Regions from separate parts of the Homo sapiens genome. Here all the other regions are linked to region 1. Evidence: chromatin contacts called from ENCODE Hi-C or POLR2A ChIA-PET data. All regions are on one chromosome and are shown on one strand. Each heading gives the region's core, a stretch centred on a gene start or an enhancer-like site at or near the end of the contact. The rest is flanking DNA. Distances are from core to core; before and after follow the strand shown.

Region 1 (3,991 bases), core at 503-3,002:
GGACTGGCTGAGTTGTCTGCCGCCCAGCACCCACGTGCCTGAAAAAACAGCCCAGAATGCTGGTTGCACTCAGCATGCAGCCCCGCAGCTCAGCTGCTGCATGTGACTCTGCAGCCCCAGCCCTGGGCACACTCCCAGACCACCAGGGCCACACTGCCAAGTGTAGGTGAGCACGACCCCAGTGCCTGCTTACAGCACAATGCACGAGTGTGTACACATGAAGCACATACTATGGGGAGCAGTGTCTGCGACAGAGAGGAAGAAAGAAAGAAGACTCCTGGTTCTGGACAGAAGGGCCACGTGGAGTTAGATCAAAGAGGCAGCAACATCCTCCTTCCCACTCAACATGGACCCGGCAGTGGGGGCTGGTATGTGGGAGCACAAGAACCAACATGCACTGAGGGCTTCCCTCTGCTAAGAGATAAGCCAGGGGCTTTGGATGTGAATCCTGATTCAGACCTCATTCACTCTTTCCACTCCTATTTGCTGTTTGTCTGCTATGTGCCCAGCCCTGTGTGTGAAGCTGAACACACAGCAGTGGATGAGGCTGGCAGGGCCCCAGCTGCGTGGAGCTTTTAGGCTAGTGAAGGAGACAGAACCCACCTATTGCACATGAGTTGCTACACTCATGAGTTGTAATACATGCTGCAAGTGGGGAGTCCAGTGCCTTGGGAACAGGTGTCAGAGGAACCACATGCAGGCTGAGGCCTTTCTGAAGAAGGGACAGTCATACAAGCTCTGAAATGTACATGAAAACAACCCATGCAAAAGGGGGGCATCCCCAGCTGGATGGTAGCACATGTAAGCCCCCTCCCACAGTGGCACAGGGGAGAGACAGAAATGAGGCCAGAGGGACAGAGGCCCAGTGGAGAGAGGGGGTACAGTGAGGAGTCATGAAGGATCCTGGATACAGAAACAGAACTTGGGCCTTGATCCTGGGGACCCAGGGAGTGACAAGGGGGCTGAGACAGTGCTGATATTTCACAACCACATCCATGTGTTCTGTGCAGGGGTCTCAAGGAGCAGAGCCCATGGCAGCAGTGTCACCCGGGAACCCAGAAATGCAGACTCTCCACCCCACCCCAGAGCTGCAGAATCACACATCCTGGGGGTAGGACCTAGCTACTGTGCAGCACCTAATTTACAAGATGAGCTTGTCTTAGCTAAAATATTTACCTCTGCGCAAAATCAACCCAAGAGAATGGGCCAGACCTCATTTACACTTCTCACTCTTTCAGGTGCCCAGCTTCCTCCTTCTGAAAAGGTTTCCCAGCCTCCCAGCACAGGCTGCAGAGGTCTCCCAAGCCCCCACTCCCTCCCCTCCCAAACACATTTGCTTCCTTCTCCTCGTGTTCTTGGTAATCACTTAATTTGGTGTGGCATTTCTGACACAAATTAGATGATGGTCAATATGGCAAGGCTTTAAGAGAAAACCTGAAAGTTCCAAGGAATGCCATGGAAATGAAAGAGAACCATGAAAAATATGACATTTGGGCAAAGTTTAAAATGACCGGGCACGCTCAGCCTTGAGTGAATGTCACTGTGGGGAGCTGCGGTGACAGTTTTTTAATACACAAGGAACGCACGTAGGAGAAACGGATCCATTTTTCCACTCATCAGCAAGAGCAGAAGGAGAAGGACCATCTTAGGTTTCAGCCGGGAAAACATATGTCATGTGTTTGAGCCATAGGAGAGGAAGAGCTGCCAAGAGGGCCGGTGAGATCATCCTCACCAGAGACGCTGGAGATGAGATCACAGCGGCCCGGGTCACTGTCCGGCAGGGTGCCTGGACCCTGCTGGCTCTGTGCGGGGTCTTCCCACTGCCTGACAATCCCATTGCCTGGCAAGGTCTGGATAGGCAGGGCAGGTGCTAACTCCGGGTTACTGTGGTTTGCTTCAGACACCTGGGAATTCAAAGGACACTATGCATCTCTGCAAAACATTGCACATTGCCTTGTTACTTGGAGGCGAGGGTACCCAGCATTTGTTTCATGGGAATGCCCATGTCTTCCTTTCCTTTAGCCAACTCCTGTCTTCCCAGTAACGGCAGCAGCAGCAACAAAAACAACAACAACAACCATCACACAAATAACAGCTGTCAGCTATGGAGCATCGCTCTGGGCCAGCGCTGCACACACACCCTTCACTCATGGCTCACCACCATCCTAAGACCCATTTCACACATGAAGAAACTGAGCCCTAGAGAGCGCTATGGCCTGTTCACGGCCCCAGTGCTGGTCATGGGCAGGATGAGGGCTGAGCCCAGGGCTTTCCTGCCCACGATCATGATCACGTCTCCGTGTTGCCGGGAATGAAGTCTGCACATGAGACAACCAATAAAGGAACTGATGCGAATGTGGCCCCCAAGACCCTCCTGGGCCTGGCAGGGGCTGGTCCATGATAACATCCAGTAGAACGGAGAACAGGAACCTTTTAGGAATCACCCACTGTGGCTCCTCTCCCTGGGACACCACCCCCACCCCGCTCCAGATCTGGTGATATTTAAAACCAAGGCCCTCCTGGAAGGCTCCCACCTCTGCCTGGTCTGGTCTGCACCACCCCACACCTTGCCCCACACAACCCCACTGTGGACCCCAATGAGCCTGCAGGGCTGCTGGCGGCATGGACGTCCTTCACACATCATCACCCCATCAAAACCAGCAAGAGTGCAAGGTTTCCCAGGAGCCTGCCTGGCCGCTGACCACCTTGCGTTTTTTATATGCGCCCAGCACTCTCCTCAGAGGGCCCCTGAGTCAGGATGGTCTGCAGGCTACTGCAATTAGAGGGGATATTGTGCAGAGACTGCTATCACAGCTTCAGCTAACCCTGCATCCGATGTTTAACCAATCTTCCCTTTCATGCAATCCTAGGCTCGTCTGGCTTTTCTATTTTTGCCTCTCTCTGGAGTCCTGAGGATGGCTGAAATGGCTTCTGTTGCAGACCTGAGGAACCAGTTTTCCTCGGCACTCTGATGCTGTCTGTGCTGGTGCCTTCACCACAAGGCTTTCTGGGGCCTCATTCAATATCAGACAGTTCAGCCAAGGGACCTGAGCCCCTCCTGACCTGGGACTTCAGACCTGAACACCCACCCGGCCCCACTGAAAGAACCACCACAAAACAAGCACAGGAACTGGGGTGCACGGGCGGGCACGAGGCCAGGCCGCGTACGCGTGTTGATGGCCACAGCTGTGCCCCCTCACAGGAAGCATCATAAGGGGAAGCCCGGGTCAGGACAGGCCATCTGTGAAGCGTGGCCGACCCCGAAGCAAGTAAAGCAGGGCTTTCCTGCTATTCAGACGACTCCGGACTGATGTCAGGCCTGGAGTCAAGGGAATGAAATTTATTCCTTCTTCATGGAAAAGCTGGACTCAAGCCCCAGATGTATATTCCTGGGGAGACTTAATTTTTCTTCTAGCTTCACCAAGCTCAGTGGAGTTTAAAGCAGGCTTTTCCTTCAGGCAAAGAGACAGAGAAGGCCCAGAGAACAAAGTAGACTGGGGCCCTGGGGAGAAGGAGGCCCTTCCAGAGCTTTGCTCTCCAGGCTCCTCTGTCCAACCAATACACGGGAGAGGCAGGGCAGGGAGGCAGAGATGGCTCCTGGAGGTCTGGTCTCATGGCCTCCAGACTGTGATGGAGAACGTTACACCCTATACAGACACATGAGGATCAACACTCCCAGGTGAATTCAGCCAAGACATGCCGACCTTTGCCCACATGGGCCAACCCTTAGCTGCTTCTCCAGCAGATGTGTTTGCTCTGAACATCCCGTTCTCCCTGGTCATCTCTCCTGGCTCTCTTACCACAATGCCTGTGCTCCACCCCCACGATTAGCAGCACACATCTGGGATGTAGATGGGTGGGAGCCCCTCTTAAGAAGGGTGGAGAAAAGTTCCCTGTGGATGGCCACCTGGCACTCCCCAGCATCTAACCGGGAACCCTGGCCATATTATACCAACTGTGGCTCCAGAAGCTCAGCTCCTGGAATTGTTAC
Region 2 (3,665 bases), core at 899-3,398, 230 kb before region 1:
ATCATGCCACTACACTCCAGCCTGGGCGACAGAGCGAGACTCCGTCAAAAAAAAAAAAAAAGACTGTGCTTTAACAGACTGATCCTTCTCTTCCTTCCTATGCATTCTTCCTTCAAAAGGCTCCAAAGGCAACATCTGGGTCTGGTCACTGAAGACAGATGGGCTCCTTCTACTTCTTCTCCCATCCCCTGGAGGCCTCTGCCAGAGGGTAACATGCTATTTGAATGTAATGATACGCTGGTGAAATTTTACTGGCTAGTGTTATGTTTAGTGCATCCTTATCTTTAGGACCCGTTCTGTACAGACCTCCTCATTACAGATGGATTTCTCGATTTCAAAACATTCCTGGGCTTTCTAAATGCTGTCATTGAACTAATTCTTATGATTTTTCTTCCATTACTTTCTTTATACTTCCAAGTCCTCTTTATCTGACATTGAACCTGAAGCCAGTTTCCTGAAAATAATCACTTGTGCTACTGTGGTTATGAACCAATAAAAGGTTCAGGGTTGATTTGGATTTATTTTGTACTGTGCCATCATCAAATCCTTGATATTTTCTCCGGGTGTGAAGACCTCATACACTCAGACTTAACCTGTTTCATTTTCCTCTTTTTCTTCCCTTTAAGGAACAAGGTCGAAAATGTTCTACTTTGGTTATAAGAACTAAGGTTTTCCTAGAGTAGTGATTAGCAGTAATAAAAAGGTTTTATTAAACATTAACAAAGAGCCAGATGCAAAGGCAAGAGCTTTGGAGCGTTGTCTCATTTAATATTTCCAACAGCCCCACGAGGTAAATATCATGCTCTCTACATTTTATAAATGAGGAAGAAACTGAAGCTCAGAGAGGGTTTGTAACTCACTCACAGTCACACAGCTGGTAGAGGTAAAGCCGGGATCTGAACCTGGTGACCTGACTCCAGAGCCCCCATCCTCAGTCCTCACTAAGCTCCACTGTGCTCTCAGCAAGCAGGCTGTGCAGCCCAAGGCTCAACTGTCATGTTTCTAAGGTGAAATGAATTGTGCAGTGATTCTTTGACTTCCCCCTTCCTTTTCAAACTTGATCACATTTCTGAATGCTTAGAAGTTTTGCACCAGGAGTCCATATAGTCCATCCTCATGTCCCAGGAAGGGCGATATCTGTGGTCAGTACATAGGGGCCCAGAGGGAGGAGCCAGGGCCACACCACCCCTGAGAGTGAAGCCAGTACAAGTCTACCTACAGTGAATGAGAAGGCCCAAGACACAGTCGCCTTCAATCAGGGTGTCTCAAGTACTGTTTCATACCCCAGATATGTTTCAACCCGATCGGCAAATCTGAAGAAATAACCCACCAACAGAAGAAGGGTGGTTTACATAAATTTCTTAAAGGAATGAGGTTGATGCTGAGTGTATGGAGATAGTCCAGGGAAGTAGACACACTGTGGGCTCTAGGGTCTGGAGCAGGTCACAGGGGACACTCAGATCTCCAGCCAGGCCTGAGGACACGAGCTGTCTTGATAGTGTGACTTCCTGCAACCTCCTAATTATAACTGAATTCTATCTGAAGATATGCTCGTAGAACAGATAGGGCATGTACTGATGACTTGGTGGCTGGATTTTCTTTCTGATGAATAAACTGGCATTTAGATTTAAATATGACTCATTTTTGAGTTCAATTAAGATAAGTCAGTTTCTCTGAGCCTGATACACTGTGGGTGGGCAATACATTAAAAATGTTGAGTCTGCAAATGACGGGACCCAATCCTGTGCCTTCATGACCCATAGTCCCTGATGCTCCTGGTCCCTCTCCTCGCTCCTCCTCCATGTCCCAGGAAGCAGAAAGTGGAACTCAGTCAGAATCAGGAAGGCCAATGCGGTCATGGTCATTTCAGAGTGTGGTCACTGGGTGGAGACCAGTCTCTGGGGAGGTGTTCCCATGGGGCCCCTGCTTCCCGTCCCATGAGAAACCTGTGCTCTCGGCACGTTTACTCCAGAGCCCTGTGTTAGGAGGCTCACCCAAAGGTGCAAGGTCCCAAGAGCTGGTCCTTAGAAGGAAGGAAGAAGCTGGGCTCAGTCTGAGCCTAAAGCACTCACTCCAATCCAGCTCTCATCAGAGCTCCTAGGGCGGCTCCCACACATTCCTGCAGGTATAGTCACATGGCACTGAATCACATGCACTTTGCTCTTTTGGAACTGCCCAGTCAGGGAGGAAGGGGGATGGTCAGGCTGGGAGGTTGTGTTGGACGCAGGCACACTCCTAGGTTCCTGGCCATAATACCTGCCCTGATCCCACCGAGGAGCCCATCTCCATCCCATGAGATAGTGCCCCAGATGCAAGCTGTGGTATGACCAAACCCAGCCCTCCCAGGGCCAGCAGTGACCCAGTGTGATGAAAAATCCCATAAAGCTACCAACTCAGTGAACAACTGGCCTTTCTCTTTTAACAGCTTCTTCCCATAGATCAGGACATGATGAGAAACAAACTGACGATTCTTGAAATTAAACAATAATTTCAATGATAAGCCGTCATGGATCTTACTTGGTGTTCAGTGTTTCATTTTATTTTGCTATTTTGGTCGACTGAAGCCAAAATGAATACTCAAGTTTCTCAATCTCAGCATTACTGTCATTTGGGGCTAGATAATTCTTGGTTGCAGGGGAGCGGTCTGTGCCCTGTAGCATGTTAGCAGTATCCCTGGCCTCCACCCACTGCGCACCAGTGGCACTACCCCTCTCAGTGTGACAACCAAAAACGTCTCTAAACATTGCCAAACATCCAAACGTTGCAAAATTGCCCCTGGTTGAGAACCACTGCTTTAGAAGGTTGACCCAGTTTCTTGCTAATTTGATGATGAGGTCTAAGTAATTCTGGCACTTAAAATTCCTCAGGCAGGACCCCTGTTAAAACACTCTCACTTTATCTGTGTGCACACCCTCCCGTTTAGGAACGAGATCATGGTCAGGCAGAGGGCCACTTCTGAGGGACAGGCATTTTGCCAACTGGCTCCTGTCAAGTGCTTCGTGTGATTGTCAGGTTGTGTTAAGTGAGCTGTTCCTGACTGGTTTAGCATCAGGCTTTGTGGGTGTCATATGGTCAGTGTTCCTAGTAAGTTGGGAGTTGATTTACCACAAGCTTCAAGTCTCTGTAAGTCACTTGGGGCCCTAAATTCAACACACGGACTGTCCCTTCCCTGTGTGTTGGGACTGTCCTTTCCCTGCAGAGCTGTGTCTCCAGGGACCCGTAGACCCCTGAGTCACTCAATTACAAATATTCAACAGGAGCCAACTGACCTCGGTGAGTGTGTGCCAGGGACAGAGAAGCCACGTGGTGCAGACACGAGTTCCAGGCATGGAAAAAATCCTCCTTCTTGGTCTTTACCTGTCCAATCGACAGAAGAAAAATCACCATTGAGGATATTGTGAGAGAGTCTAACTTAATAGCAAGACAGACGGCAAACATCCAAATTTTCAGTACTACATTAAGCATGGACACAGTGCAGAACCTTCTGTAGGCTGGCCTCTGTGACCTGCAAAAACTGCTTGTTAGATGAATAAATATCATACATGTAGAGAAGCCCTGTTTCCATGCTTATATTAATTTATACTAATGGAGGTCACAGACGTTAGAGAAACACGTGAAGGGGAGAATGCAGGCACAGATCAAGTGAGGCTGTTCTGATTGGGTCA
Region 3 (3,983 bases), core at 365-2,864, 250 kb before region 1:
TCTCCTCTTCTTCCTTTCTCTCTTCCTCTTCCTTCTCCTCCTCCTCCTTCTTCTACCCCTTCTTCTCTCTTTTTTTTTTTTCCTTTGTGTGCGTTAGCTTTTTCCAGGTTGCCAGCTTCTTCAGCTCTAACTCTGGAATGTATGAGGCACAAACAAAATTCAGGGAGTTCCTGCTGTGTCATTCTTTGGGTCTTGAGGTTCCTAGCTTGGTCTACTTTCTAGTTCTTACCTTTCAGAATCTTTTATGTTTGTTTTAAACGTAATGTCCAGTGTTTTTAGTTGGACTTAGCAGAAGGAATAGGGATGAGTATGTCTCCAGCATCTTCCTGGGAAAAATGTGCATTTTTGAAATATATATTGTATGGTTGGGTGTTATTTTTCATCCAATCTGAGAGCCTTCCACTTTTAATAGAAGGTTTGTCTCACTTATGTAATAAATCTTAATCCTGATATTGAATGTTATGTTTTGTGTACTTTCAAAATGTAACACATTAATCAATTATCAATAGGCTGTTATTAGCTGCCCTTTCCATCAGGCAAGGTTTTCAGGAACACACCAAGTTGCCTTGTTCCCATCCCAATTCCAGTTTTTTACTATTATTATTATTTTATAGAGACAGAGTCTTGCTGTATTGCCCAGGCTAGAGTACAGTGGTTCAATCATACCTTAATGTAACCTCAAATTTCTAGGTTCAGGTGATTCCCCAGCCTCAACCTCCTGAATAACTGGAACTACAGGCATGTACCACCTTGCCTGGCTAATTTACTTTTTAGAATTTTTTGTAGAGATCTATGTTGCCCAGGCTGGTCTTGAACTCCTGGCCTCAAGTGATCCTTCTTCCTCAGCCTCCCAAAGTGCTGGGATTATAGGCATGAGACACTGCCCTGGCTCATCCTGTCATTTTTACAGTTCTAGAAGAGATAAAGGTGGAAAGATTTTCCCAAAGATGAAAACATTCCATCAGGAGACCCAAGAAGAGGAAGTGATTGGTTGACTGGGGCCTTCATGGTGGCCATTTTTCTGACATTTCATCCAGAACTAATTCCCTCCCTCCTTTTTTTATCCTTCCCTTCCTTGCTTCTTGTGTACTGGGCATTTTCCTGGGTTCTGGGAGAGGAAGGGAGCAGATCAAACCAGTATTTTTCTTTTTCCCCATCTCAAAGTTTTTATCTATGGTGCTTTGTGGGTTTCTTTTTTTCCAATAGACTTTTGAACATTGTGAAATTAGCCAAAAAGAAAGCAGCTAAAATTTAGTAAGGGCAAGAGGAAGAGTTAAGCAGGTGCAGAGAGCAGAAATCTTCAAGTCTCTTAACGTTTCCAGTTTTTAATCAGGGTGCAAATGTGGTTGGTTGACGGCAGGGAGCTGCTTCAGTGTGACTGCTAGGCTTTGCTGCCTTCGTCAATCCATCCAGCGTGACTTCCCATATAACTTTAGTGTTTACATCCCCCTCACTGTGTGCTGAAAAGTCTGGGATCCCCCTAGACACCTGGTAATTCTGTTAATGTCTGCTAGTCTGGATCCATATCTCAGAAGCTCCCTGATGGAATTTCTCCGTGCTCTTGGCAAGTCACAAAAGAGATGTCTCCTGGGAACTTTAGCATCTTGATCTCTATTTAAATGGTGAAATGATAAGTCTTGGCCAGGCCCTGTTCTCTCCTCCCACTAACTTTAGTCTCCGAGAGCCAAATTTTGCTCTCAGTTTCCTATATATGACTTCTACCAAATCCTTCTAATTTTCTTTTGTCTCTAGTGATTTCCTCTCCTGCTGTCCTGTCTTCTAAAGCAGTCTGAAATGAAATCTGCCCCCAGAGCTGTGCACAGAGGAAATGGAGAACAGATCATTCAAGAAGGAACACCCCACCCGCAAGCCGTGCTAGACTCGCATGGGTAGGCATCCCCAAAGCGTTGCACCCTCCACGCCTGGGCGGCTCGCTGCTTTTCTGAACACCAGGATTTGTACTTCCTAGCTGGTTCTCCATTTAGATACTTATTTAGATGCTTGACAATGAAGTATCAAGGAGCAGAGCAGGTGTAATGTCCTCATATACTGCTGCCATCTGTGCGCTCATATGCTCCTCTTAGGCAGTCGGGCACATGTAGAGCTTGCTTCTGATGGCATTTGGATTGGAAAGACATTGGCCCATTTCTCCTTATAGCAGAACTTTGTGGAGGAGCTAGGCGAAGTGTAAATGCACAGACAGCAGAGCAGATCTGTTTGTGGCAAGAGAGGGAACCCCTCTGCCTTCCCCCTCCTAATCCCCTACCACCCCTCTCCCTCTCTACTCCTGGCCCCTGGCCTGGACACCATGCTTTCAGAATAATTCTAGAGCAACTATTAGCTGTTGATGGCTTCTGCTGCATTCCCTCCCAGAGACACCTAACTTTGACATTAACTACTGGAAGGCCCGTAAAGTCTTCCGAGCCAAGGAAGGAATATTGAATGCTATAATTTCAAGACAGCTATAGGTCAGCTGGGGAAATGTGCACAGCAAGAATGGAAGTTTCTGGATACCCCTCCCCTGGGAAGGCAGCTGTCTGGGGCCCCTATTTTGGCAGTCAGCTCTCAAGGCATGCATCAGTGCACCTGAAACACTCTATAAATGGAAAAGTCAGAACACAACGTGTCACATCGACACCACCAGCATGCACAGTGGAACCCACACAGTTGGTTAAATTTAAATTCCTGCAGAGACATGGGGACTTAGCTCAAATATCACCTCCTCAGGGGAGTCTTCCCTAAACCCAGGTTGAGTTGAGTGCCCAACTGAGTGCTCCACTAGCTTCCCAAATTCCTTTGCTCTCGGCACTTAGCCCACTCCAAGGTGCTGAAGTGTCTGTCTCACCTATTTGTCAAGGAGCTACCTGAGGGTGAGGGCCACATTTTATGGATATTTGTGCCCTCAGTGCCTAGCACAGTGCTGGACACATAGTAGGCACTCAAAAATGTTTCCGAAGAGGGACCATGCCAGCTGCGTCCAGAAAGCCACCAAAATGACCCTTTTGCTGACTTACTATGGAGCCTGGCATACTACCATGAAATTTTTTTTTTTTTTTTTTTTGGAGACAGAGTCTTGCTCTGTCACCCAGGCTGAAGTGCAGTGGTGCGATCTCGGCTCACTGCAACCTCCGCCTCCTGGGTTAAAGCGATTCTCCTGCCTCAGCCTCCTGAGTAGCTGGGACTACAGGCATGTGCCACCACACCCGGCTAATTTTTTGTATTTTTAGTAGAGATGGGGTTTCACCGTGTTAGCCAGGATGGTCTCTATCTCCTGACCTCATGATCCACCCACCTCAGCCTCCCAAAGTGCTGGGATTACAGGCGTGAGCCACCATGCCTGGCCTAAATATATATATATTTTTTTGAGTTAAAAAGTTAGCCCTATGCCTCAAAGATCCCTTTCCAAAACTGAAGCTCATTAGGAGGGATAATTGTTACCAATAATTTGGGGGGTTGGTTTGAGCTGAGCTTTGCAGAATACTTGACATAGGCTTGGCACTTGCAGGGGACCTCTAGGAGTGAAGAGAGTGAAGTATCCCGGGCTTCAATGGCATAGGAATGAGAGAAAACCATTTGTTGCTAGAAGTGTAGGTCTGAAACCTGATTTCTATGTCACCAGTAGTTCTTCTCCCAACTTTTTTTTTTTTTTAAAGTTGGGGTCTTGCTGTGTCACACAGGCTGGAGGGCAGTGGCATAAACATAGCTCACTGCCACCTCGAACTCCTGAGCTCAAACAATGCTCCTGCCTTAGCCTCCAAATCTTTTCCCTTATTAAATATAAAAACATTAGAATATACTCTTCAAGTGAGCCAGGTACTAGAAAAACACTACCTGACACACAATAGGGACTCAGTAAACATTTGTTGAACAACTTATTTTAGGAACACTGCCAGCCACACTCTTACTTCTTTCTGTGTGGCTCTAGCTTACGAGGATAAGAGAAGGTGGAGGGAAAGCTAGAAGGGGCCAGGGCTGGATTCCAA

The links. Hi-C counts contacts between places; a loop is a spot of excess contacts on that map. ChIA-PET counts read pairs that join two places held with the same protein, here RNA polymerase II (POLR2A). Pooled maps may share reads with other maps.
Region 2: a map of PC-3 shows a loop between it and region 1 (5-fold over the local background). The contact joins two enhancer-like sites. A Hi-C loop is called at or near these places in 1 of 168 maps with a recorded cell type or tissue (PC-3), 12 of 37 single-sample maps with no recorded cell type and 10 of 50 pooled maps. POLR2A ChIA-PET finds 5 or more read pairs at or near these places in 1 of 52 experiments (naive thymus-derived CD4-positive, alpha-beta T cell).
Region 3: a pooled map shows a loop between it and region 1 (4-fold over the local background). The contact joins two enhancer-like sites. A Hi-C loop is called at or near these places in 1 of 168 maps with a recorded cell type or tissue (Caco-2), 14 of 37 single-sample maps with no recorded cell type and 13 of 50 pooled maps.

What each region holds. Positions count from the first base shown.
Region 1 is chr2:110,805,457-110,809,447 of GRCh38, reverse strand. All of the region lies in intron 9 of ACOXL (acyl-CoA oxidase like), which reads right to left. Among named protein-coding and RNA genes, the nearest start is that of ACOXL, 75 kb to the right of the region's middle. Within about 2 kb of position 1,752, at least 2 of the 41 ENCODE cell types and tissues checked have a DNase peak (open chromatin) inside an H3K27ac peak, as active enhancers do.
Region 2 is chr2:111,031,319-111,034,983 of GRCh38, reverse strand. ACOXL (acyl-CoA oxidase like) reads right to left here. Exons shown (of 18, transcript NM_001142807.4): 15 at 3,270-3,357. Among named protein-coding and RNA genes, the nearest start is that of ACOXL-AS1, 82 kb to the left of the region's middle. RefSeq lists an enhancer at 1,398-2,597. Within about 2 kb of position 2,148, at least 8 of the 41 ENCODE cell types and tissues checked have a DNase peak (open chromatin) inside an H3K27ac peak, as active enhancers do.
Region 3 is chr2:111,055,867-111,059,849 of GRCh38, reverse strand. The region is part of intron 16 of ACOXL (acyl-CoA oxidase like); the gene reads right to left. Among named protein-coding and RNA genes, the nearest start is that of ACOXL-AS1, 58 kb to the left of the region's middle. RefSeq lists an enhancer at 2,356-2,555. Within about 2 kb of position 1,614, at least 2 of the 41 ENCODE cell types and tissues checked have a DNase peak (open chromatin) inside an H3K27ac peak, as active enhancers do.